2 separate regions of the Homo sapiens genome follow, and region 2 is linked to region 1. The links are chromatin loops, found by intact Hi-C in ENCODE. Cell type or tissue: OCI-LY7. All regions are shown on one strand. Links, peaks and the distances in the headings refer to the core of each region. The heading gives the core; the rest is flanking DNA.

Region 1 (10,918 bases), core at 2,440-7,439:
AGGCAGGGTAGAGTCAGGGAGCTGGGCCAGCCATTGGGGTTTGTTCAAGGAGAAGTCACATGACATGGTTCAAGAAGGAAGGAGGAAACTGATAGGGCCTGAGCTGGGGAAAGGGGAGAGGAGAACTGGGCAGCCCAGACATGAGTAGGGACCAGGTACAGGTGCTGCTGATGAGTTTCTCCAACGCAAACATGTTGCTTTGGGTTCACTGGCTCAATTAGACATAGAGTGACCCTCCCTGAGCCTTATTTTAAAGGACCCACAGAGGGCCAAGATCGCCTTTGACCTAAGTACCTGGGGTAACCTAAGGATCCAAAAGATCTCACCCATAAGTATTGAGACGTCATCTAAACCCACTTAATAAACCACAGACCATCTGAATGGCGAATTTGGCTTTTATAGCCTCCCCTGCATCTCTGCCCAAAGCGAACCTGGAAATGGCACTATAAGGGCCTGTAGAAGAGGAATGCTAGAGTCCATCAGCCCAGCTTGGCTCTGAAGGAAGGTCTGGCCTGCACTTGCACACCTGGACCAAATAATTATGAATCATACCTTTATTCCCAAATAGAAGACCTGAAACCCCACCAAGGTCTGCTTTGGGGTTTGTTTTGATGGAGTAACATAGCCACACCCCAGGGGCTTGGCTCACTCATTCGTGGAGACAAGTCTTGGAAAATGTTTTATGTTTGCAAATCTTTGAGTTCGATGAGCTGTGACGATGTTTGCCCAACACAGCCGGTCCTGTGTGCCCGGGCTTTGGGTATTGCTCACACACCAGTGGCATTTCAGCACACGCTACACCCGTAAATATAGATAGCATCTGCCCCGAAGTGTTCAAGGGCTTTGTTATGGTTGTTATCATGGAGGGTTGTGGTTTTCTTTTATTTTATAAAACCCACAAAATGATTGTTATGCTTTTGTAACAACAACAATACAATGTTGTTAAAAAATTTTGAGCTGGGATTCAGATGGCCCGGGTACAAGACCCAGCTCTGAATTTACTCTCTTTGTAACTAGGAATAAATCAACAAACTGCTGTGAGTCTCAGTTTTCTCATCTGTAAAATGGGGATGACAATATTCATTTCCTGGATTGAGTGTATGCCCTTCCTGTTTCCCATGGATAAGGCCCCAAATCAAAGCTTTCATGAAAGTATGTGAATTGCAAATCACTGTATAAGTGGAACCTATGCCATTTTTTCTCAATTTTAAACTCAATGAGATATGCTGCACTAGGTCAGGTGACACATGCCTGAAAGTTAAAGCCACATAGATAATTGGATATGTCAGAGGAAAGTCTCTAATCTGTAAGTTTATCTATAAGGCTGTAAGAACCAGCTATTGACTCCTTTTTATGCACCACATATGACTAGCCATTGAGAATGCAGCACTAAGTAGCATGCTTTCCCTGGAGTGAAATCCACAGTCCAAACTTTAGTGAATAACTAGAACCTAAAAGTGTTAAGAGCTGTCATAAAGAAATGGTGTCAACCCTATGAGGAATGAAAGAAAAGGCCCTCCTAGAGGAGGGGACAACTGTGCTGGATGCTGAAAAGGGAGGAGAAACTTGCTAATAAAGCCAACAAGTCAGTATACACAAGACAAAGAAAATGGCCCAGGCGTCGCAGAGGAGTATGCTGAGAAAGACGTGGGCTTCCTTCCACAGTGCTGGGTTGGTGGGGAAAGGGGAGCTGCAATGATGTACGAGGGGCAGCCCAGCTTTCCTGACACACCCAGCCACCTCACTTGGTAGGAAGGTGGGAGATTTCAAGGAGAGGTGATGAGGGGTGAGAAGGGGCCAAAGACTGGGTGTGACAAGGGGCTGCTGAAGAGACACGTGGTCAGGAAAGGCTTCACCCACTCAGCAGTGAAGAGAAGAGGTGATGCCACCTCCACCTTTGCTATGCCCCTTTTATCTTAAAGTCTTGATGCATGGCAAGGCACCAAGCTGCTCAGAAGCAAATGAAAAGAAAGAAGCAAACTGAGAACTGCCCAAACGTGAGCTTCAGCTTTGTAGGAGGTGGGCTCCAGGAAGCACGTGACTGACTCTGCAGTTGGTGCTCCCAAGGTGACATCATGTAAAGGAAAGTTCAAGTTTCATTGTTGCAGAGTAATTTTATCGCTCCCTTTTTGCATCCTAATTGGTGGCTTTTGAGCCATCTTCTCTGAGCTCTCATCTTCTCCAGCTGCAGAGTAAACCAAGGCACGAGAATGGGCAGCTTGGGCACATTCGCTGGGCCTCGTTCCCTCTGGTGGATAAAGTGCCTTCTCCTTAAACCAGAACCATCTGTGAAAAATGACTGGGAGGCACAAAAAGTGCTGGAACCACAAAATTCCAGCTTCGGTTTTGGCTTTCTGGCAACAAAAGAATAAAAACACAGTTCTTATTTCTCCAAATATTTCCTTCTCCACTGTCTGCTCCGGCCTGATTTCAGTCCCCGACGAGGCAGCACTGATGCCTCCGTGGCCCACTCCCTCTGCTGCCTTTGGAGATATTGCTGGAATGCACATTAAGGTCATGATATTGGCTAGGAATAAAATGAGTTTTTCAAAAAGGACAAACTTCATAAATCCTGGCTTGTTCCTACACAGGTGTATAGAAGAAACAGAAGAAATGTGTTTTTCTGTGTTTCTGTCTTGCCAAGACCCAAAAATGAAAACCAATTTTTGTCCATAGAAGGTGTCTGTTAAAGGACTTGAAGTGAGTCCAGACAAAGGCAGGTTGTGAGCTATTAAAGTGTCTTGCCCAATATCTGCCAATAATGGCCATCAAGGCTCCTCACACAGCATCTGCCCACGTTATTATAATCGGGCTGCCTGTGCGTCACCTGATGAAGACCGCAGCTTGGGACGACTGGATGGGGTGGGACCAAGATATTTACAGAGATGAGAGAGGGATGTTGGAAAATTCACTCTCCTCCACACCACAAGAAGGTTTAAAGATCCAAACCAAACCAGAGCTCGTTCAAGTGTTAGGAGATGTAAAATAATGTGGTTTGGGGTGCACAAACGTTTTTAGCTATAAATACCTTCTAGATTGTTCCAATGCATTGAGCCAAAACCTAAATGCTGTGAGGTTTCAACCAACCGAATGGTTCCTTAAATAAACACCATGCAAGGACAAAAACTACCAAAGTGAATTTGAAAGAGCAGAGACTGACTCTAAATGGATGACCTGAGTGAGGACGGTGTGTCCAGGCCTTCCATAGCAAGTGTTAGCTGGGGGCCTTCGGCAGGCTGGGCCCTGGTCAAACTCATTCAGCTCCACACCTGTGTTCACCCTTCCACCAGGAATCCCATGAGAAGGACACTGGTGCCCTGCACTGTAAAAAGGAAAAACCCCAAACTCCAAAAAGTTTAAGAAAATCAGCTCCCAACTGGAAGTTGCTTCGGTCTGACTCCAAAGCCTACCATCCTCCACATGGGACCCACTGCCCCCATTCCATGGGTGTGTTCCTCCATTGGTGTTACCTCTTCAGGGCAAAGACACTGTCCCCTTTACCTAACGCTTCTCAGTGCCAAGTGGCATCTGGGATATTGGACATTGTCTGAGTTTCCTGGGGCTACCATAGCAAATCACCATAGACCTGATGGCAATACACAGCAGACATTTATTCTCTCTCAGTCCTGGAAGTTAGAAGCCTAAAACCCAGGTGTCTTAGGCTTGGTTACTACTGCGGGCTTTGAGGGAGAATCCACGTCCTGCCTCTCTCCTGGCTTCTGGGGATTTACCACAAGTCCCTGATGCTCCTTAGCTCATGGACACGTCACTCCCACCTCTCCCTCCATCTTCACGTGATGTCCTCTCTGAGTCTGGGTTTATGTCTTTCCTCTTCTTCTTAGAGGGGCAGCGGTCATATGGAATTAGGGCTCATCCTGATTTCATATGACATCATCTTAATTTCATTATACTTGCAAAGACCCAATTTCTAAATCAGGTCACATTCACAGGCACCTGGGGCTAGGACTCCAGCATACTTTTGTTGGGACAGAAGTCAACCCGTAATAGAGATAATAAATTCATATTTCTTGAATGAATCAAAAACCAAAAAGATCCTGCAGTGGACGCAGTGCTCTGGGAGCCTCTCTGAGCACATCAGGTCCCTGAACATTGCTGCTCTATCTTCCTCCCATGGCCTGAAGAAACCAGTCAGGCTGCCAAAACTCGCACCATTCTGAGACCTCCTGTGTCTTGACGGAATAAGAGAAATCTTTTCACCTATAAGGCATCACACCCCATTCCCTTTCCCCCTAAAAAAACGAGGACACTTTTACAATGCCACAATGGAGGCAGAAGCTTCCAGAAAGAAAGCATCACACCCATTCCCTTTCCCCCTAAAAAAGCCAGGACACTTTTACAATGCCACAATGGAGGCAGAAGCTTTCAGAAAGAGTAAATACATGAATCTAAGAGCCACTTTTTGACCTATGACTCAGAGTACAGAAAGAATGCTTGGTATCCTGAAAAAAATTCACTCAGCAGGAGTAAACACTAAACCTCATCAATTTTTTAAAGGTAGCAATTACTTGTATAATACCTATCAACCAATGACATTAAAAAGAAAGTAGTGGAAGCTTAGACTTCCACTACTCTGGCTATAAAATCTTTTTTGTTTTGTTTTTTAATAACTGATTTTTCAAGAATGTTATACTTATAAACACATATACATTTTATGTCCTACCTCCAAGATAGCTCCAAATGAGAATGTTACTAGCCAAGAAGCTAACATCAACAAAAATGCATAAAAACTGGTTAATAAAGCCCACATTAAGGGAACAGTAGAAAGTAGCTAAGAAAATGTAAATTCATTCAGGAAATAAGCATTTGCATGTACTGTTAAATATAATTTCCACCAGGTGCATGAAGCACATGAGTAATTATAGGCCAAGAAAAAAAAAAGTGATAACCTTTTCTCCGCATGGACGCCACCTCCTTTGGTTATGAGGCAGTGCTTTGAAGAGTTAAATGCCCTCTGCAAATGCCAGGGGGTGGTGTTGCTGTTGCCTAAACTGTTCCTCCTCACAGCCTGGGCTGCATACAAAGCAATTGCATAGGAGATATCTTACCCTCCCTTTTCTTTCATCTCTGTGGAAATACATGTTTCATTTAAGCCTGTGGTGCTTGGAACTTGTTCCAAGGAACCCCACGTTCTAACAGCAAAATCAAAGAATGCTTGTCTTTTCCCAGCTTGCAGGGAGAACAATAAGTAAACGAGTAGAAATTTCTCACTGTTATGTGTTATTCTATAATTTTTTGTTAAGTGTTATTCTATAATTTTTTCCTAAGTGTTTGGAACTCACTGTCTCTAGCCTACTAGGAAGTCCTGGAGATGACCAAGCAAGCCAGCATCACACCACCCCAGGGTCCCCACAGTGCCACGTGCAGGCTACCCCTCACTGCCTGCCAGGAGGGGTAATGCCAGCTTGCATTTGGTTATCAGTACCCCCACCCCACTCTGAGGGCGATGACAGCAGGGCCCCTCTGGGCACTAGTGCGTGTCCCAGGTCTTGGCACCTGTGTGCTGGCAGTGAATGTTTGCTGTAAGAATGAGCAGATAAAAATGCAAATAAAAACCACAATGAGATATCACCTTGCACTCATGTGAATGGTCACTATCAGAAAACGCACACACACACACAGACACATACATAAAATAACCATTGGCAAGGATGTGGAGAAGCTGGGACTCTTGTGCATTGCTGGTAGGAGAGTTAAACGGTGCAGCCATTGTGGAAAGCAGTATGGCGGTTCCTCAAAAGATTAAATACAGAATTTCCACATGATCCAGAAATTCCACTTCTGGGCATATTTCCAAAAGAACTGAAAGCAGGGTCTCACACAGACACTTATGCATTCATATGCACGGCGGAATTATTCACGATAGCCAACAGGTGGAAGCAACCCAAGTGTTCATCGGTGGATCAACAGAGAAACAAAATGTGCCACATACATCAGTGGAATATTATTCAGTCTCCAAAGGGAAAGAAATTCTGACACACCACAATACAGATGAACCTTGAGGACATTATCTTAAGTGGAGTAAACCAGTCCCAGAAGGACAAATATGGCATGATTGCACTTACGTGAGGTACCTAGAGCCGCCAAATTCATAGACACGAAGAGCAGAATGGTGGTTGCCAGGAGTCGGAGTGAAGAATGAGGAACTATTATTAAATGGGGACAGGGTATCAGTCTGGGATGATGAAAAGACTTGTGGAGATGGATGATGATGGTTGCACAACAATGTAAATGTACCTAATGCCGCTGAGCGGCACACTTAAAAATGGTTAAGTTGTAAATTTTATGTTAGGAATAGTTTACCAAAATTATTTAAAAAGAAGCAGATGATGAATGTCAACATTGAATGCATTGTCTCATAAGCACATGGCTTCTAGCAGCCCCATCACCTAACAAGCTTTAGAAATTTGACTGCAGTTAGTAAACTACAACTGGTAGGTATTTTAAGAATGTTAATTTAAAAAAACAACTATAACTTGTTTTTAATACAGAGATCTAGAAAGCCGGAAAATTTTGGCTTATCATCCCACCACTCAAATAATCCCAAGTGATCTTTTTTTTTTTTTTTTTTTTTTTTTTTGAGATGGAGTCTCGCTCTGTCACCCAGGCTGGAGTGCAGTGGCACGAGCTTGGCTCACTGCAAGCTCCGCCTCCCAGGTTCACACCATTCTCCTTCCTCAGCCTCCCAAGTAGCTGGGACTACAGGCGCCTGCCACCACACCCAGCTAATTTTTTGTATTTTTAATAGAGACGGGGTTTCACCACGTTAGCCAGGATGGTCTCGATCTCCTGACCTCGCGATCCACCCGCCTTGGCCTCCCAAAGTTCTGGGATTACAGGCGTGAGCTACCGCTCCTGGCCCCAGTTGACCCTATTTTTTAAGGTTAAAAATAATACCCTGCACTGGATGAGGCTGCTCAGTGGTGTGCAATGTTATAAAATGAAAAGTACATACATCTTTCCATTCTTGGTCCCTCCCCCAAACAATAATCACTATCATCAGATACTTAATGCATCCTTTTAAGAACAGCAACAATACACACTATGCTTAGACTTAATGTTATGCTGACACATACGAATGCATTTATAATTTTTAATTTTCACTTGGCATGTTTACCTTTACATTGTGTTTTTACACATTTTATTTTATATTTACATTTTTAAAATGTGTGTATGATGAGATTTCACTTCATGGTCTGTGTTTCTGAAACACATGATGTTGTGGAAGTTCTGATTTGTGGGGGGGAGATTATACAATTTGGTCCATATGATGTCCAAATTTACAGTATTTTAAATCTTCCCCTGAAAATATTTTTAGAGATTTTTCCATATTAAGATACATGAAGCTACCTGATGACTGTTTAATATTCCTGATTAAACATTTAGACTGCTTCCAAGCTTGTTTTCCTTTTGTTTTTTTTTTCTTCATTCTAGCAAGTATTCATAGCAATGAAATTTGTAGATCAAAATATGAGCAATTTGTATTTTAACAAACATTGGCAAATTACAATCCATAATAGTAGCAACAACTTGCACCCCCATAATTTGTGAGAATAGATGTTCTCCACCCCATCAGCCAGTCACTAGCAGCACTTCCCATGAGCCAGTGTTTTAATGTTTACCTTCCTAAGGAAAAAACACGGTGATTCATAATTTTTATTTGCATCGCGTTAACTAAGAGATATATTGAACACCTTTTAAATGTACTTGTTCATATTTCTTTATTGGGTTTTCTATTAATTTATAAATGTCTTATTGGTGGGCTTTTTAAAGATGAAGAAAATTAGCCTTTCATTTGTCGTATTTGTTGCAGATCCATTCCCCAGATTTGTTTGTCTTCCTTTGTTTGAACTCTTCTGTGCCAAACAGAAATGCAAAATTTGTATATAGTCATATGTGTATATCTTTTCTTTTATAGCTTCTGGGTTTTCTATGCTGCCTAGAAAGACTTTCCCTTCTCCAAGTTTAAAAATAAATACACTGAAACTTTTAGACAGGCTCTCTTTGATCTGTTTATACAAGGGTGAGCCAGCGGTATTGCCTTCAATGGGATAAATATAAGATCATGAATGGGAATGTTAAGGCCAGCTATTAAAATGGAAGGGAATAATACTTATATCAATTGATTTTCAACAAGCATGACAAGATAATTCAACGGAGGCAAAAACTGTATTTTCAACAAATGGCATTGGGACAACTGGATGTTTTACAAAATTGTTGTTTTAAAACAATATGTGGCCAGGCATGGTGGCTCACACCTGTAATCCCAGCACTTTGGAAGGCCGAGGTGGATGGATCACGAGATCTGGAGATCGAGACCATCCTGGCTAACACGGTGAAACCCCGTCTCTACTAAATATACAAAAAATTAGCCAGGCATGGTGGCAAGCACCTGTAGTCCCAGCTACTTGGGAGAATCGTTTGAACCCCGGAGGCAGAGGTTGCAGTGAGCCGAGATCATGCCACTGCACTCCAGCCTGGAAAACAGAGGGAGACTCCATCTCAAACAAACAAACAAACAATATGTAAAACATGAAGTTGGACCACTACTTCACAGGTATAAAAAATCAACTCAAAATGGATCATATACCTAAATATAAACGCTAAGATTATTAAACTTATAGAAGAAAATATAAGAGTAACTCTTTGTGGCTTTGGGTTAGGCAATGGTTTCAATCCATATATGACACCAGGAGCACAAGTGATAAAGGGAAAAAAATAGATAAATTGGAGTTCACAAAAATTCAAAACTTTGGGGTTTCAAAGAACATCATCATAAAGTGAACATATAACCCATAGAATGGGAAAAATTACTTGCAAATCACATTAATAAGGGATTTGGTTCCTGAATATCCATATATATGTGTGTGTGTGTGTGTGTGTGTGTGTGTGTGTGTGTGTGTGTATGTATGTGTGTGTGTGTATATACATATATATATACAATCTCATAGAATGCAACAAAAAGACAACCCAATTTTTTAAAGGGCAAAGGATTTAAATAGACATCTGTTTAAAGAAGATACATAAATGACCAATAAGCACATGAAAAAACGCTCATCATCCTTAGCCAATAGAAAAATTCAAATAAAAAATACAATGATATACACTTTACACCCACTAAAATGATGAAAATAAAGAAGACGGACAAAATACCAGTTCCCAAAAGTATTGTAAAGCAAAATGAAAAATAACACGTTTTGGCAAAGATGTAGAGAAATGGGAACACTCATTTCATTGCTGGGTGGATTGTAAAATGGTAGAGTTACTTTGAAAAATAAGTTTGGCAATTCCTCAAAATATCAGACAGAGTTACCATATGAACCAATAATTCCACTGCTAGGTATATATCCAGGACAAATGAAAACACATGCCCTCCTAAAAATTTGTACATGAATGTTCATAGCAACATTATTCATAATAGTCAAAAGATGGAAAAAACCCAAGGGTCCATCAACAGATGAATATGTAAACAAAACGTGGTATGTCCACACAGTGGACTTTTAAGCAGTATAAAAAGAAATGGAGTACCAATGAGTGCCACAACATGGATGAACCCTGAAAGCATCATGCTACCTAACAGAAACTGGTCACAAGAGACTATATCTTGTATAATTCCATTTATTTGAAATGTTCAGAATAGGCAGTTTCATAGAGTCAGAAAGCAGATTTGTGGTTGCTTAGGGTTAGGTGGGGCCTGGGATAATAGGGAGTGACTCAATGCATATAGGATTTCTTTCCAGGTGATGGAACTGTCTTACAGTGGTCATGATTGCACAAATCTCTAAATATACTAAAAACCTCTAAATTGTATACTTTACAAGGGCGAATTTTTTGGCACATAAATCGTATCTCAATGACGTTGTTATTTACTTCAGCTTTATTTTAAAAAACAAGCGGTGGGCCATAGTTTGGCAACTTCTGTACTAGTCTATAAAAATCTACAAAATGTATTGATAAAAACTGAAAACGCTAGAGCTAATATGTGATAAGAAAGGAAAATGAGTGAGAAGAAGAAGGGAGGTGAAGGTCAGAAACTGCTAGAGAGATAAAAGCTCTGAGAATGACTTAAGGAAAAAAAAATCACCTTTCTCTCTTCCACATATACAGACCTGTAGACAAAATGCTTCATCATCCAGGAAAAAACATCAGGTTTGAAAGGAAGAACCTGGTGAGGTTTGTCCCAGGCATCTGTGCAGTGGACCAGAGAATAAGTCACCACACAGGTGTGGAACTTGGCTCTCACTGTTTCCTAAATGGTGAGGCCTCGGCCAAGTCACTTGGTGACTCTGGACATCTGTTTCCTTCTCTCTAAAAGTGATATCTGTCTTTCCAATATTGAGCTCGCTTAGAAAACACTTGGAAAACCTTGATACATTATAAAATGTAAACATTATTAATAGAAAACTGATATTTCTCTGTTGGTGTGCCATGACATATGGCTTATTTTAATTTTTTCTTAATATGAATTTAAATAAGCCCAGAGCAGAGTAAGATATCAATATTCATCTTCCAAATAAAATTTGATACCACTCAATCTAATAGACAGAAGTTCCAGTTCAAACCATGAAATCCTCAACAGTTTACGCACATTACCTGGGCCACAGTTTTACCACCTGTGAAGTGAAATGGTCTCTTTGGTGCCTCTCAACTCTGCAGGTCGTAGATGTCAAAATGTTGCTTAGATGTCAGATTCAGAATATGCTTGTAATGGCTGCTATAATGAGTAACGCACATGTAAAGCCCTTGTATTTTTAAAAGTGATTCCCAAAAGGAAAAAAGTAAGTTTGATAGGATAGACGTGATCCCTGGAATAATTTAACTAACTCTTTCAGCTTTGCTTATCATGTTCATTATGACCCAATGTTACTGTATTAGTCCGTTCTCACCCTGCTAATAAAAG
Region 2 (10,918 bases), core at 1,950-6,949, 130 kb after region 1:
TCCTCTAGAAGGGGACAGGTGGGACCAGCCAAGGGAAAGCAGCCTCCAGCGCAGAGCCTGACAGCATCACCGTCTGCACTGCCCATCCTTCCCAGGCAGAGGGAAGGAAAACTGGCTGGGACCAAGGAGAGGCAGTGGCTAGGGAAGCAAGGTCAGCCTCTAAATTTTATTCTGGTTTACTCACTGTATTGTTCTTTTTTCCCCGAGATGAAGTCTCACTCTGTCGCCCAGGGTGGAGTGCAGTAGTGGGAATCTCGGCTCACTGCAACCTCTGCCTCCCAGGTTCAACAGATTTCCCTGCCTCAGCCTTCCCAGTAGCTGGGATTACAGGTGCCTGCCACCATTCCTGGCTAATTTTGTATTTTTAGTAGAGAGGATCTCACCATGTTGGCCAAGCTGGTCTTGAACTCCTGACCTCAGGTGATCCACCCGCCTTGGCCTCCCAAAGTGCTGGGATTATAGGTGTGAGCCACTGCACCCAGCCTACTCACTACTTTTTAGCTGGTGGTCTCGAGTATAATCCCCTCTACCCTCAGTTTCCTCTTCAATAAAATGGAGATAACAAGTTCTTTCTCCTGGGTTTCTGTGAGAATGCAGTGAAATCATATGTAGGAAATGCTTAGCCCTGGGCCTATTGCCTGAGGACACCAATAATCAGGGCAGCATTTATGAGCACTGTGCCCAGGGCACTGCCTTAAGCACCTGTGTGTCAAACAGTAATTAATGAGCCAATCCTCAAGGCAACTCAATGAAATAGATGTTGTTATTATCCCATTTTACATATGAGGAAACCAAAGGGCACAAAGGTGAAGGATACTGTCTCTCCTGCCCAAGGTCACAAAACAATGGAGAAAATGTACTCAGATTTGAACCCGGGCAATCTGAATTCAGTATCTGCGGCCATAACCACTTGTATATGTGGCTTATTAAGTAGCAGAAATGAGGGTGGTCATTGTCATTTTGCCAACCTTAAAAGTTTATTGTGAGGATTAGAAATAAAACACAGACTGTCTTTAAACAGTGCCTGGGCCAGTCTGTAGGTATTCAATAAATAGTAATTAATGATTAGCATTACTATCACTTTAGTTGAGGCCAATAGAAGGCATGCATATAGCCAGCCCCCATAGAAGGTTCCTGTATTGATCATCAGTTGCCACAATAACGCTACATAACAAATACCTCCAAACTTCAGTAGCATACAACAAAAAACATTTGTTTAGCTCACAAGTCTGAGGGATTGGAGATTCAGGCTGGGCTCACTCATATTATGTTTGGGTTGGCTAGGTGCTGGCTGATCTGGGATGGCCTGGTTGGAGCATCCGAGGCAGCTCAGCTGTGCTTATCCTTCGTCCTTTAATGAACTAGCCCAGGTTTGTTCTCATGGTGATAATGTAGCACAGGAGCAGGAAGCCCAACAAAGCAAGGACTTTTCTAGTTCCTCTTTGCATCCTGTTTGCTAACTTCCCGCTGGCCAAAGCCAGCTACACGGCCAAGCCAAAAACCAGAACAGGAAGACCCTGCACAGTTACAGGGAAGAAGGTATGGACAGGGCAAAATCTTTCACAATTACAAAACCAGCAGCTTGTCTCTGAGCTGCTGCCAGTGCAATTATCAGAACACTACACACCCCTCCTCTGGGAGAACTCCTTCCCCTCATGACTTTTATGTTAAGGTTTCTGAACTCCTCGGGCTTTGTCGTACCCTTCATCCTTCTGAAGTCAGCTTGTTCAGTCAGTATATGCCAGAAACTATGGGGGCCAATGGGGACAGACCCGTGAACAAGACAAACAAGGTCCCTGCTCTGAAGGAGCTGATATTCCAGTGGAGAAGACATGCACATAAAATACATAATATAATTTCAGATCATGAAAAATTATGTGAAAGAGATTAACCAGAATTATTTGAAAGAGGCAGTGTTGGGATAGTCTTGGAGGACACTGAACTTTGAGAATCATGTCTATATTCTCAGCCCTAAATCCAGTGCCTAACACCAAACAGGCTTCAATAAATATTGAAAGGAAGGGCCGGGCGCGGTGGCTCACGCCTGTAATCTCAGCACTTTGGGAGGCTGAGGCGGGCGGATCACGAGGTTAGGAGATCGAAACCATCCTGGCTAACATGGTGAAACCTCATCTCTACTAAAAATACAAAAAATTAGCCGGGCGTGGTGGTGGGCGCCTGTAGTCCTAGCTACTCGGGAGGCTGAGGCAGGAGAATGGCGTGAACCCAGGAGGCGGAGCTTGCAGTGAGCCGAGATCGCGCCACTGCACTCCAGCCTGGGCGACAGAGTGAGACTCCATCTCAAAAAAGAAAAAAATATTGAAAGGAGGATGGATGGATGGATGGATGGATGGATGGATGGATGGACGGACAGACAGCCAGCCAGATGGGCACTGAGACCTACCTAGCACTTCCTGCCCTGGCCTCCTCACCACCTTTACTCTCTCTGAATAGAGATATCCAGAGAGAGTACCTCACCACCTTTACTCTCTCTGGCCCATAGGATACAGGAAAGATCCCAGAGAGAAGACCCAGTTTCCTCTCCACACCTGGAGGGCCAGCCCTAAGGCTGAGCCATCTCAGCTCTCTGAGCTTAGCAAAAGGATTGCCTTCCTTTTGACCTCTCTGCTCAGTGTTGGAAAAGTATCCACAGAGCAAATGCTGCCCGCTGTCCCTTCAGAGAAGTCCAGACCTGATCCTCATGCTTTTGTGTATGCCCTGGTTTAGGGGTGTGAAAGGAATGTAAGAAGGAGAGGAAGATGCCACCAGATCCTACTCCTCCCAGGTTTCCCTGAGCTACACTGGCAGATCCATTAACCTGATATTTTAACTTCTTGCCTCCCTTTACTGAACAACTAGATGTTCCTTGTATATTCACTCTTCACAGTAATTCACTGAAGTTGGTTTTCATTGTCCCACTTCACTGAGAAGTTAAGTGATTTGCTTCAGGTCACTGTTACAGAATGGTAGAGCTGTCACTCAGAGCCAATCTTGCAAAGTCGAGGCATGGAAATAAAAAGTTCTTCTAGTCCAACAAACATGAGTTGAAATCCACATCCAACCACTTGCTTAGCCCTGTGACCAGGCCATGCTAAAGCAGAGATGAGTGTGACCAAAACCAGCAGACACAATGACATCCACAGCCTTTCAAACTTGTCCTGGCACAACGTGTCTCATGAAAGCTCAAACTTTGGTGGCTTGCATTTTTCCTTTTTAAAATACTTATAGAAGCAACTGACAAGGCAGACTTTAAATCTAAACACAGTAATAAAAATTACCGATCTTCCCAATTGCATGTGCGTATGAATAAAATATCATAAATGACACCTTCTCCCTTGGAAGTCATGGCAGCCTGTCAGACAAAGGCTCCAGATGTGAGCCCAGGTGTTTCACTGGACACTTTCACCAGAGCCTCTCTCTGATGGCAGGTGTTGACATTTGAGGCAGATGTGGTGAAGTTGGCAGGAGCAGGCAGGATGAAGGGTCTTTGCACCATGCTCTGGGGCAATTCATACTATGGAAAGTTATTTTTAATTTGTTCCATATGAATCGTGAAAAACATAAAACATTCAGGGGGTTTATCATAATTTTCGATGAGATAAATACTGTGTGCTCATGCAATTTTTAAAAAATGGAAAATAGCTATTTAGTGCAAGAACTGCATTTTTTAAAGTTAACATAAGGAGGTGATTTCCTAAAGAGCCTTGTTGTCTGAGATGAAAGACCAGCTAAGCCATCTTAAGGATACAGATCAGATTTATCGCTTTGGTTACATCCCTTGACTAGGACAAGGCTTAAGCCATGAGCTATCCAAGCAGCAAGAGTAAATTCTGCAGAACCCAAGCATGTGCTTGACTGTGCTATGTAGCTTCAGCTTTGCTCAATCCGGGTCCTGTGGTCCCACTTACCCTGATATAACCTACTGTCTATGCAACCCTGGGCAAGTTGCTGAGTCTCTCTGAACTTTGGTTCTCCCATTACCACAATAGCTATCTCTTATGGCCGGTGAGAAGATTAAATAAAATCATAGAGCTTGTTTGGCAAACTATGACGATGTTAGCTGCTGTTGCTTTTGTAGACTGAAAAGCAGACACAGTATTTTGAGGATCCTTCCTAAACTCAGCAATGTGCAAGGAGCTGAAAAGATGTACAAGAAAAGCAGATATGGGTCCTAGCTCCAAAGTGGAAACAAAGAGAATCGTGTAAGATAACAAGTAAGTAAATTAATATTTTTATGAGACAGGTTACAAACAGCTAGAAGATTTTGGTGTGAGTGGCCACATGCATATGGCTACAGGAAAACATAGTGGGAAGGAAGGTAAGTCCCCCATGAGACATGAGCAAGGCTGAGAAGATTCACATCTCAGACACCAACCTGGCAAAGTCAGCCAGATCTAATTTAAAATATGGTCCTGGTCACATACCTGTCACCAGGCACCTCTGCAAATGTGGCTGTGATCCAGGTGAGCTAAGATTTGGAGACAGCCCAGTCTCCAGGGCAGCCCCGGCAGAGCCACCCCTGTGGACCCAGGTTCCTCATTTGCAGCACAGGCCACCATTGGCCCCTTACCCCACCCTGCACATGGGCCTCCACTAGGAGGAGCTCAGAGAGGGCAGGCAGGCAGATGATGCAGAAAGGGAACTAAGGAACTCCCCCAGAAAGAACAGCAGGTGCAACAGTGGAAAAATAGACAAAATGAGGTGGAAGGGAGCCGAGAAGGACAATGCCCATTGACCAGGTGCCAGCTGTATGTCAGGCACTGTGGTGCGTGCTTTACCATCTGTATTAGACCGCTATCACACTGCCATAAAGAACTGCCTGAGACTGCCTCACAGTTCCACATGGCTGGGGAGGCCTCAAGAAACTTACAATCGTGGCAGAAGGTGAAGGGGAAGCAAGGCACGTCTTACCATAGTGGAGCAGGAGAGAGAGAGAGAGAGAAGAGGAAAGCGCCACATTTTTAAACATCAGATCTCGTGAGAACTCACTATCACAAGAACAGCAAGGGGGAAGTGCTTTCCCATAATTTGATCACCTCCCACCAGGGCCCACCTCTGACACGTGGGAATTACAATTAGAGATGAGATTTGGGTGGGGACACAGAGCCAAACCATATTATTATTTGTTATCCCACTTAACTCTTTCAACTGGAGTTGAATATCCCTATTTTACAAATAAGGAAACGGAGGTTCATAGCAGTTATAAGGCTACCACAAGATCCCATACCTAATAAGTGGAAGAAAGATGTGAACCCAAGTCCTTAGACACCTAAGCACTGGCTCTTTGAGACTTACGGAGGAGGTGAAACTGACACAGTGCAGGTGAGTCTGAAAGTGGCACTTAGCCCATGAGGGATCTTGGCTTTGCTCAGGAAAGAATTCAAGGGCAAGCCAAAGGTAGAAGAAAATGGCTTTATTGAAGAGGTGTGTTACAGCCCCATGACTGCCCCTGCAGAGCAGAGTTAGGCGGAGAGTAGTAGCTCAGGGCAGTTTTGCAGTCATATGTATATCCACTTTTAATTGCATGCAGATTAAAGGGTGGTTTATGTAGAAATTTCTAGGGAAGGGGAAGTAACTTTTTGGTCACTGGGTCATTGCCAGGGAAAGCGGCAGTAACTCCTGGGTGTTGCCATGGCAAGGATAGACCGACATGGCACATTGGTGGGAGTGTCTGATTGAAAGCTGTTTCTACACTTGCCCTGTTTCTTGCTAATCCTCAATCTGGTCCAGTGTCCAAGCCCTGCTTCCGGAGTTGAGTCCTGCCTCCTACCTCAAAATCAGACCATAAGCTGGGGAGAAATGGCAGAGGCAGGGGCAGGGTAAGCATCCTCCACTTCTCTGCCTTTTCCTCAGCTGGGAGAAGAGGCCTAGGTTGGAGATACCTTCTTGGCCCCTTTGGAAAGGTCTTGGTGGCTTGAAGAAATGGAGCCAGAGGAATGGAAGAGCTTAAGGGTGGCTCACAGTTCCCCCAAGACAGAGCACCCCAGGGGTCCAGCCCCAAAGACCTCAGTTGTGAAGGACTGGAACTGTGGGTATGCTCTGTCCAAGAATGAAAATGAGGCATCAGATAGGGCACTTTCTGAAAGGCATGTCTGGCCCTGCCCTGGTAGCCAGGACAGGTGAGATGGATGAGGCTGGTCTCAGAGTGCCACTGGGGAGAAGGAGGGCCAGGAGCCTGGGTCTAGCAGCTGAGAAGGACATTACCCTTTAGGGTATCCAGCCAGACCAAATATGGGAAGAGGCTGGGCATGGTGGCTCACGCCTGTAATACTAGCACTCTGGGAGGCCGAGGCAGGTGGATCACTTGAGGTCAGGAGTTCAAGACCAGCCTGGCCAACATGGTGAAACCCCACCTCTACTAAAAGTACAAAAATTAGCCAAGTGTGGTGATGAGCATCTGTAGCCCCAACTACTTGGGGGGCTGAGACAGAACTGCTTGAACCCAGGAGGCGAAGATTGCAGTGAGCCAAGATCATGGCACTGCACTCCAGCCTGAGGGACAGAGCAAGACTCTGTCAAAAAAAAAAAAAAAAAAAGTAAAAAAACTGAAATCGCAAGTCAAAAAATCCAGGAACCCACATGTATGGAGTGGGCAGGCCTACAGCAAGCCCCAGGATCGACTTGCTCCATCTCCCTCCAAGATCAAAGCCAAGTCGTTTCAAATAATACATTTACACTAGTGCAAACTTGAAAAAATAGAATAGAATTCAAAAATCTGCATAGATTTTTAAAACACAACACAAGACTCCAAAGAAATTTCACCAAAACTCCAGCCACTGGGCTGTGCAATGGGAATTTTCCAAAATGAAATTCGAGGAAACAAGGAGATAGCGACACGAGGGAGAGCAACGCGGCCAGGACTCAGGGGAAGACCGGGCTGTGGAGTTCCGTCCCGTTAGATAAGGGGATCCAGGAAGCCAAATGGGTGAGCCCTGGACTGCAGCTGAGGGTCCACTTACACAAATTTGGAATATGCTGTCAAAGCAAAAGACAACTCCTGCCCATCCAGGGGTTGAACACCAACAGAAATTGTCCAACCGAGTGAGTGTTTAAACTGTAAAGGGCTCCAGGACAGAAGGAATCACCATCCTTGCCAGACAGCCGTAGCCTGAGCGGCCTTCCCTGTCTCCTGAGTGGGCCTCTCCTCCTGACCACGCCCACCTCCTCTGTAGCTCCACCCATCTTTCTAGGCAGCCCCAGACACATACCTGTCTCCGCTCCAAGCCTTGGGGCTGCCACTGCGATCTGCCTCCCTCATCTCCTGGTGCGTGAGTTGCAGATGTGAGCAACTGCAACTCATATCTATATGGTCTATATGGAGCTGCTGTTTGCTCCCTTTGGCTGCTGTTTCTTGGACCCACAGTCCAGACCTGTGGACAACTCTTCACCGCTCTCCAGGCTCCGCTCTGGCTCAGCCTCCTCTGCTACTCAGGCTGCCCTGGGAAAGATGGTCCACAGCGCCATGGAGCTGGCATGGAAGGGGTGCAGGGGGCGCAGCAAGGGTACCTGTTGTGAGCTGAATTGTGTCCCCCCAAAACTCCTATGTTGAAGTCCTAATCCCCCTCCCTGTGTAGCTCAGCATGTGCCATTATTTGGAAATAGGGCAGTAAGTGGTTAAGACAAGGTCATGCTGAAGAAGGATGGGTCCTAACCTACTATGACTGGTGTCCTCGTGGAAAGGGGAAGCTGGGAGACAGATGTGCACACAGGGAGGAGCCATGTGAAGATGGAGACAGATTTGGGTGATGCTTCTGTAGGCCAAGAACAAAGCCCCACAAGCTGGGAGAGAGGCCTGCAACAGTCTCCCTCACAGCCCCAGAAAAAACCCAACCCCGCCCACAGCTTTGTTACAGGAAAGGGGTCCCAATCCAGACCCCAAGAGAGGGTTCTTGGATCTCACACAAGAAAGAATTCAGGGCGAGTCCGTAAAGTGAAAGCAAGTTTATTAGGAAAGTAAAGGAATAAAGAATGGCTACTCCATAGGCAAAGCAGCCCTGAGGGCTACTGGTTGCACATTTTTATGGTTATTTCTTGATTATATGCTAAACAAGGAGTGGATTATTCATGCCTCCTTTTTGTTAGACCATAAAGGGTAACTTCCTGAGGCTGCCACGGCATTTCTAAACTGCCACGGCGCTGGTGGGAGTGTAGCAGTGAGGATGACCAGAGGTCACTCTCGTGGCCATCTTGGTTTTGGTGGGTTTTAGCTGGCTCCTTTACTGCAGCCTGTTTTATCAGCAAGGTCTTTATGACCTGTATCATGTGCTGACCTCCTATCTCATCCTGTGACTTAGAATGCCTAACCATCTGGGAATGCAGCCCAGTAGGTCTCAGCCTTATTTTACCCAGCCCCTACTCAAGATGGAGTCGCTCTTGTTCAAATCCCTCTGACAGTTTGAGCTCTGATTTCTGGCCTCCAGAACCTTCTGCTGTTTAACATCCTCAGTGGATGCTACTTTGTTATAGCAGCCCTAACAAACTAATACAGAACCCAGCCTCTCGCCCCAGGGTCAAAGAGGGCTTCTGCAAGTAGTGTGGCCTGAGCCAAGTCTTAAAGAATGGAAAAGAGAATTCCTGGTAGAGAAGGAGGAGAATAGAAGTTGTTCTAGGCAGAGGAAAGAAGCTGAAGCAGGAAGATTGTTCCCAATTAACCACGAGGAGCTTCTGAAAGTTGCTAACCACTGGAGAGAAAGCAGGATCTGCCAGCGTCGGCTCATCCATGGCAAGAGCTAGGAGTTGGAAATGCTCTCGAAGATGCAGTCCAAATCTCTCATCTTACAAATAGGAAAATTAAGGGAAAGGGAGGGGAAATAAGCCACCCAGGGTCACACAGGGGTTATAGCCCAACAGAACTAGAATCCAGCTGTCCTGATATTCGGCTCTGTAGACACCACACTGATTTCTGCCCAGGACGTGACTGATGTAAAATGAGCTATGATTGAAAGCAGGTTTCTGTTTTAAACAAGGCTCATTTAAAACAAAAGTAAGCCTCATTTACCCATTGCTTTTGTTGGTATCTATACAAATACTTTGTTTTCCATGTAATCAGTATTGCATAAACTTGGTCTATATGGAAAGACACATAGGAGAGACAGCAGCACCCAGGGCAGACGGGGGACATTGTCGCCTGAGTAAAGTGATGGTTTTTCAATCAGGGGTTCTCACCAGCAAAATTGTTCGTACCTTCCTAAGGACATTCTGTCCTAGACCAGATGAGGAACAGCATCATATACTCCCAGCCCGCATGCCTGATGACTTTAACACGTTCATTGTTCTGCTCAGATGAAGGCTGTTGGGTGACTCACTCCTCCCTTAGTCAGAAACTCTAACCAGATTTAAGAAGAAATTTTGCTGTAAAAGTCATCAGGTGGTTGGACAGGAGCGGCATCTAATCCCACTGCGGGTTCACTGGGCTCTCTCACTGGGAGGTGATGGGCCCCAGGCTGGGCAAGGTGGAGTCAGGCCAGCCAGGAGACCCCAGCCTTCCAGGGACAGACCTCTCCTCCAAACACCAATAGGAAGAATTCAGCCCTCACTGTGATATTCTCACCCCAGTTTCTCCTTTCACAGGCTACATGATACAGGACAGGTCCCAGCCTCTCTGGGATTCAGTTACTTCATGAAATCCAGCTTACCTACTTCACTTGGATGAAGACAGAGTACTGGTTGGATAAATTTTAGATATCTTCCACACTAGAAGGCTGTAAAGTGCTCAATTGGAAATGGAAATATCAGGATTAACGATCAAATAGGCTTGAGTTTGGGAGGCACTGACATGAGCTCCCTTGATTCCCCTTCTCGCTACCCTTCTTTGCGACCCTCCCCTTCTCTCTTCTTGTGCTTCAAAACTAACCCCTCACTCCACAAAAGGGAAGAGGACAGACAAATGTCCCTCCGGCCCTGGCCCTGGCCCATGGTTCTGGACTAAACCCTTTATGCAGTACACACCACCTTATTTAACTCTCATAACCCTGGGAGGGGCTACAATTGTGCCCATTTTATATATTTGGAAACAGAGGCTCATAGAGGTGCAACGACTTGAGGCTTGTGTCTTGATCTCCAAATATGCCCGTCTACTTTGACATTGCATCACAGTACCAAGCTGTACTTGGGTTCCTCAAACTACCCCTTTCTGCCCTTCAGGCATCAGGCTCCAGCCCCATCCCAGCTCCTGCTGGCCGATACTGTTTCCATCTTCCCCATTTCACCACCTCTCCCCCTTCCCCTGTCCCTGTGGCCTCTCTCCCTCACCACACACACTCTCCCTAACACTTGTCCTCCCAGCCTTTCTGCTTCTGCACAAAATATTTTGTTTTTCAATGTAATCAGCATAACATAAACTTGGCCTATATGGAGAGACACATAGGAGAGGCCGCAGTGCCTGGTGCAGACAGGGGACATTGTCAACTGAGTTAAAGCATGGTTTTTTTCTTCTTTTTTTTTTTTTTTGTTGGATACAGGGTCTCATCCAGGCTGAAGTGTAGTGGTGCAATCTCAGCTCACTGCTCTGCCACCTCCCGGGTTCAGGGATTCTCCTGCCTCAGCCTCCTGAGTAGCTGGGATTACAGGAATGCACCACAAGATCTGGCTAATTTTTGTATTTTTAGTAGAGACAAGGTCTCACTATGTTGGCCAGGCTCATCTTGAACTCCTGGCCTCAATTGATCTGCCCGCCTCGGCCTCCCAAAGTGCTGGGATTAGAGGCATGAGCCACCGCGCTCGGCCTAAAGTGATGGTTTTTCTATCAGGAGGTCTCAGTGTCCTCTTGATAGCCCAATCCAATGACCTTTCCCCCTGCCAGTGGCTTCACACCATCAACAAATTACCCAAGACGGTTCCCCCTATCCTTCTGATCCCTCCTCCTCTGCCTCTTTTATTCTCTAGTACGGGGGAAGTCATGACTTCGAGTTCATACTCA

The links. Hi-C counts contacts between places; a loop is a spot of excess contacts. Peaks named below come from ENCODE experiments on the same cell type or tissue, not always from the same donor. Only the 100,000 strongest peaks of a DNase experiment are listed, where the experiment ranks them.
Region 2: a loop joins it to region 1, with 8 times the contacts of the local background. A loop is called at or near these places in 1 of 110 quality-filtered maps.

The regions. Positions count from the first base shown.
Region 1 is chr2:12,026,641-12,037,558 of GRCh38, reverse strand. The region is part of intron 2 of MIR3681HG (MIR3681 host gene); the gene reads right to left. LOC124906141 (small nucleolar RNA SNORD18) reads left to right here and starts at 7,187; the gene lies at 7,187-7,256. RefSeq lists an enhancer at 2,895-2,944. In OCI-LY7, for the core only: a CTCF peak has its summit at 4,992; DNase peaks (open chromatin) are centred at 3,058, 4,168, 4,938 and 5,518; H3K4me3 peaks cover 3,134 bases; H3K27ac peaks cover 4,954 bases.
Region 2 is chr2:11,897,991-11,908,908 of GRCh38, reverse strand. No RefSeq gene overlaps it. Among named protein-coding and RNA genes, the nearest start is that of MIR4262, 66 kb to the right of the region's middle. RefSeq lists an enhancer at 4,753-4,882 and a silencer at 7,052-7,346. In OCI-LY7, for the core only: a CTCF peak has its summit at 4,593 (motif pointing right); a DNase peak (open chromatin) is centred at 4,648.